Regions from separate parts of the Homo sapiens genome. Here region 1 is linked to region 2. A link is an interaction called in ENCODE POLR2A ChIA-PET data of the cell type or tissue named here. Cell type or tissue: OCI-LY7. All regions are shown on one strand. Each heading gives the region's core, and the rest is flanking DNA. Links, peaks and the distances in the headings are about the cores only.

Region 1 (2,920 bases), core at 202-2,701, 110 kb before region 2:
TGCTTCTATACTGTTTTCCTAACAGACTTGTGGCAGAATAGAGCTCCTGTCGTATGTGCACTGGGTGGACTTTTGTTTTTGTTTGCCCAGCCTTCCTTTCTTCTCTCCTTAGATGACAGCACACTTTATTCCTTTAGAGAATTGCTCCTCCATGCCTGTGTCCTAGATTCTGATGAGGCCTCCTTCCCTGTACCCTGCCCCATCCCTCAGCTACAAAAATGGGCACATGGCCCAGGCTTGGCCAATTATTCCTTGGCTTTAATGACTGGTCCTCATGGTGGACAGGAGGCTCAAGTTGGTCCAATCAGAGTTCTTTCAAGACGGTGAATGCGCTCCCTTTCTTTCCTTGCAGATCCTGAGCTGGAGCAAGGTAAGTCTGGAACTGCCTACTGCCAGTTTTCCTTTCTTTGGTCCTACCCTCTGGAGGGAGTTATTTGAGGAAAGGCAGAATGAGATCAACACAAAGAGAGAAGCGGAGATGCAAACTGCAGGTATACTTTGAGTCTCCAGATCCACGCTATTCATTCCAATTAGATAAGCTATAAATAACTCCCCTTTTTTGCTTAAGCTACTTCGAGTTGGGCCACCTGACAGATTTGTATCTGCTGAATCAGGTCAGGACTGAGGGAGTTTGTGCTGCCTCTGTGTTCTCAGTTTACTAATCTCACCTACAGCGTGACACAGCTGTGGCTGTTGGTAGTGATGGCTCAAACCAGCTATCCTCATTCACTGGTGGGCAGGAAGCAGGTGGGACCCCTTAAAAGAGACCCCAGCCCAGTTAGTATAAAGAAACCTCAAGGTTCTGTACTATGATAGTGATGAACACCTCAACTGATGGAAAGTGACACTGTAAAATCAGCACACATGGGAGGGGGTATGTAGACGTTGGTGTCCTTTTATTTATTGCCTGGTGAGCTTAGAAAAGGATAATATCTTAAAGGGGGTTCTCCGTCAAAATAAGCCATTGTAGCTGAGAGTTATTTAATAAGGGAATAGGGAAGGGAGGTCTACTTTTCAGTAAGAGAGAGCCTTGTTTGCACATGATGTCCCTGTCCTTCTTCCCACCAGAAGGGCAGTCACGCTGGAGGACAGCTGGATTTAACGTCCAAGCGTACATGCTCTGTGCAGGAGAATGATGTGATCTAACAAAGGCTGGGGCATATGTCCAGTGAACAAAATGATGATTTCAATTTATTTTTTCTTGTGATGCGTAATAGCTTTAAAGACCATTTCTGCACAAGGTTAGCAGAAAAGTTGCGTGATTTCTCTAAGGCCAAAGAACAAAGGTTTTCTTTGTTTTTGTTTTTGTTGAGAGGGAGTCTGTCTCCATCGCCCAGGCTGGAGTGCAATGGCGTGATCTCGGCTCACTGCAACCTCTGCCTCCTGGGTTCAAGCGACTCTCCTGCTTCAGCCTCCCAAGTAGCTGGGATTATAGGTGTGCACCACCACTCTTAGCTAATTTTCCTATTTTTAGTAGAGACAGGGTTTCACCGTATTGGCCAGGCTGGTCTTGAACTCCTGACCTCAGGTGATCTACCCACCTTGGCCTCCCAAAGGCTGGGATTAAAGGCGTGAGCCACTGCACTCAGCCTTAAAGAACAAAGTTTTAAAGAAATATCTTAATTTTTCTGATAAAAAAAGTACAAGCAATTCTTTTAAAATTCAATAAAAATTAAGAAAGCAAAGATCATTTAAAATTCTATCACTCAGAGATAAGCACTATTTATATTTTGGTGTATTTCTCCCATATATATTTCTATCAAACGGCAAGATTAGAAGCTGACTCCAGACCAGAATTAGGGTCTTTTGATGCCTTTAAGGATATTTGTTTTTTATTTATTATGACATTTTAAAATATAATTATAGAAAATAATGTGATAAAAAGCCGTGGACCCAAAGCCCACATATAACAAAATTTAGCATTTACTCTGTTTACTTTGGATGACTTTTTGTTTTAAAAAACACAATACTGCAGATTGTTTGATCCCTCACGCCCACCCCATACTCTTCCCTGATCCCATTTTTCTTTCCTGGCGTTAACCATAATCCTGAAGTTGGGAGTATCTTTCTGTATTATGGTTCTCCAGAGAAAAAGAACTGATAGGACATATATATATTTGCAGAGGTGCAGAAAAAAAGGAGTAAAGCCCTTCTTCCTCTACTCTTTGTTCTATTCAGGCCCTTAATGGATTGGGTGGTGCCCACTCACACTGGGGAGGACCATCTGATTCAAGTGCTGATCTCATCTGGAAACACTGGCACAGACATACCCAGAAATCATGATTAATCTGGGCACCCCATGGCCCAGTCAGGTTGACATATAAAATTAACCATCACACTTTTTTACATGTGGTTTTGTTGTTGTTGTTTTTAGAGACAGGGTCTTACTCCGTTTTCCAGGTTGGAGCGCAGTCGTGCAATCATGGCTCACTGCAGCCTTGAACTCCTAGGCTCAAGCGATCCTCTTGCCTCATCCTCTCGAGGAGCTAGGACCACAGGTATGCGCCACCACATCCAGCTAATTTTTTAAAAGTTTTTTGTAGAGACAGGGTCTTGCTCTGTCACCCCAGCTGGTGTCAAGCTCCTAGTCTCTCTCATACATGTTTTTATATTTTTCTATGTATGTATGCATACTTAAACAATACAACGTATCATTTTTTGCCTTTAAAAAATTTTTAAACAAATTATATTAATATGTGTGTCTTCTTCTAAAACTTTCTTTTTTGTACTCACCTTTATATCTCTGACATTTATGCATGCGATACATCTATTATCATTTAGTTACTGTATACTACCATTGAATGAATATATCAGAGTTCATTTATCCATTCCTTTGTGAATAGACTTTTAGGTTGTTCTATGTTTTGCTATTTCGAACAATGTTACCATGGACATATTTGTCCTCACCTTGTGAACACCT
Region 2 (2,920 bases), core at 169-2,668:
CAGCTCCTCCGCACCTCACCCTCACTAGCTCCTTGCAGCCTAGTACTCCAAGGGGGCCTTGGGGTGCTCCCATTTTGCTACCAACCCTAGAGGACATCTAGGACAGCTAGGCTGAAGGCTCCCCTGTGTGCAGCCCTGCAGTCCCACTTTCCCTACTCCTAGCTCATTCCAGAAGGCTTTCATTATTATTTCCAAGTCTAAGAAAGTCTTCTGGAATAATGAAACTGACCTGCTTCTAATCTGAATCAAAGCTACAATGAGAACTCAAGTGAGTTGGATCGCAGCAGGTCTCAGAAGCTTCTAATCTGGGGCCCCCACTCATGGTTTTGTCTAAGGTTGGAGTCAAAGAAGAGGCATTACTTGTTCTTTGCTCAGCAAGAGGGAGCTTATCCTCTCTCCCACCAGTGTCAGTTTCTGCCTGAAATGTGAGTGGTTTCCCCTGGCTAGATGAAAAGGAGCCACCTACAAAAATTTGTGTTTCTCAAGGAAGTGGCTTTCCAGAGGCTCCTCCCCCACAGTCTTGCCTGAAAATTGCTACTTGGACAGAATCTTTCTATTCTACATCCTTTCTTGTGGCTGTAATTGACCCATTTCTATCACAGCACCTACAACATGTTATTCTGTTTATTGGCATCCCTGTCTCTCTGTTCTAATATGCTTGAGCTCCTTGGAGAAGGCTCTGTGTCTTCTTCCATCTATCCCCACCTGGTTCAGTGTCTGGCACATCTTAAGGATTGACAAATATTTATTAAATAAATGATGTATGAACAAATGAATGGACGATCAGTGTCCCAGCCCTCTTCCAGGACTCCTCCTATTCCTTAGCACTGAGGCAGCAGAGTCCAGCCCAGGGTACTTGTCTTTTGTTTTTAGTAGTGGCCACCAGGCTCAGAAATTTACCTGCAGAGGACTCAGCAACCACTTTCCAACAACAAGGCCACTGCAATAAGACGCAGAGCATCCCATGCTGCCAAGATGGCTCTTCGCCTACTTCATCTCTTTTAATTTTCACAATGGTTTTGAGATAAGCATTACTGTCCTCGGATTTCCAGATGAGGAGCTAAGGCCCAGAGAGGCTACATGAGATCACCCATTAGTGGGCAGAGGGTAGATTCCACCCCAGAGCTCTCTGCATAACTCCCTACAGCTGTCTCCCTGTGTCGGCCCTGGACAGAATTCAGAGAGCTGGCAACAGAGCTGGCTGGGGGACAGGAGAGAAATCTGATCCTTCAGGCCACATCTCCATGTCTCTATAGGATATAAAGAAATGGGACTGATACAACATGAAAGCTTGGATGGTATAAAGTAACCCAGTCAACTCTCTGGGCATGAAATAACCGGGTGAATAGAACAACATAATTATTTATTGCCTACAGAGCTGATCCGAATTTTTTTTTGAAGATTGCTAAAGAGTGGTTGCAGGCAGCAGTAAGACAGCAATTGCTGCGAGACACTTGTCTCTGCTAAGGAGGCAGCAGCTGCGACTGTCACTCAGCCTCGGCACTCACATCCCACAGTGTAAGGAAAGACACCTTAGAATGCAGCTACACACACACATATATATATATTTTTGCAAACCACTATTTCCTGTTTTGTTCTCTATTTATACTTTACATTTAGTTTTGAGAAAGCGCTGGTGGTTTGGTGTTTGGGTTGTTTCTAGTTCAATCTTTATCTATAAAGCAAATTCTCTTTTCAAGATGATTTTTTGTAATATAAACCAACAGTATAGCTAGATTCCTTTCACATACTTTGCTAATAAAAATTCTTACAACTTCAACAATAAAGCAACAAGATTCAAATAACACAAATCACAACTCTCCAAGTCGGCACCTTGCCAAGTAGGAATCCATTCACCAGTCTTGCGGGGGTGGGGTTGTGAATTCTTCAAGGAATTCCAACAGACATTTTCACACAGATTTTCAGGCATATAGATGCTCATCCTGAAGTACAGAAATGTGTAACTATGATACCTTCATATGATACTCTTTGGAAAACACTGAAGTATCTAAAACACTTTGTTACTGCTATGTAATGACACATAGCAACCCAATGTTTGCCCTCCAAGAACTGTCTAAGAAAGATACCACCTCGGACCCAGGGAACAATCAGCAGAAAATAAACATGAAAACAGCACCAGGACCAATGCCTTCACCTCTTGTGCAGGTCAAGGAAAGATGCATTTAGAGGTAAAAGGCAAGAGCAAGTGCACAGTTATCGTGAAATTGATTTTGTTTCTCCACATTTGGTAGCTGAAAGCTTTGCTTCCCCAATAGACAAGGACCATGTTTCTGCAAGGACCAGGAAAGCTGGCTTTGCATTGCAGTGGGCAGTAAGCAGAATAGCAGAGTGACTCTTGGGTATCAGTGTCCTGCCCTGTCAAACGGAGACTTCAGTACTTGCCAGAGCCATGTCACCAGGCTGCCATAAGGATCCCATGAGAAAATGACCATGAGATCCTGTCATAATTGGTAAACCCTGTGTGATACAAATTACTATTCTTCCTGGGTAATTATTTTCTTTTGTTCTCTTTGTAGAGAACAGAGAGTCAATAGAAACTCTATTTCCAACCATCTTGTTTGCAGTGTCCCTAAAGGCAACATAAAGACAGATCATTTCTTTTTATTTGCCAAGCAAAAGAAATACACCCATCCAGACAATGCGACATTCCTCATCTTTTTCTACAGAGCATCACGTTAGTCTTGTCTCCCATCTAGATGATGCCCATCTCATGGGGGTGAAGCTGCTACCAACACCCTGGTATTAGGGAGGGTTTTAGAGCTCTCTAGAAAGCTGTGAGCCAGGGAGGAAGGCTAGGGTACTGGTGGTGCCTGACACTGTCGCCATCATTGTATGTACAGTCACTACACACCGGTTTATTCTCCCCTCTTATTTCACAAAGAAAAAGCCCAGGGTCTTC

What was found. Peaks named below come from ENCODE experiments on the same cell type or tissue, not always from the same donor. Only the 100,000 strongest peaks of a DNase experiment are listed, where the experiment ranks them.
Region 1: POLR2A ChIA-PET joins it to region 2 with 14 read pairs; 2 of 35 experiments call an interaction of 5 or more read pairs at or near these places.

The regions. Positions count from the first base shown.
Region 1 is chr6:107,679,764-107,682,683 of GRCh38, forward strand. LOC124901367 (a long non-coding RNA gene) reads left to right here. Exons shown (of 2, transcript XR_007059694.1): 2 at 353-2,920. Among named protein-coding and RNA genes, the nearest start is that of SCML4, 140 kb to the right of the region's middle. In OCI-LY7, for the core only: no CTCF peak of the experiment used is centred there; no DNase peak of the experiment used is centred there.
Region 2 is chr6:107,785,909-107,788,828 of GRCh38, forward strand. The region is part of intron 1 of SCML4 (Scm polycomb group protein like 4); the gene reads right to left. Among named protein-coding and RNA genes, the nearest start is that of SCML4, 37 kb to the right of the region's middle. In OCI-LY7, for the core only: no CTCF peak of the experiment used is centred there; a DNase peak (open chromatin) is centred at 1,493.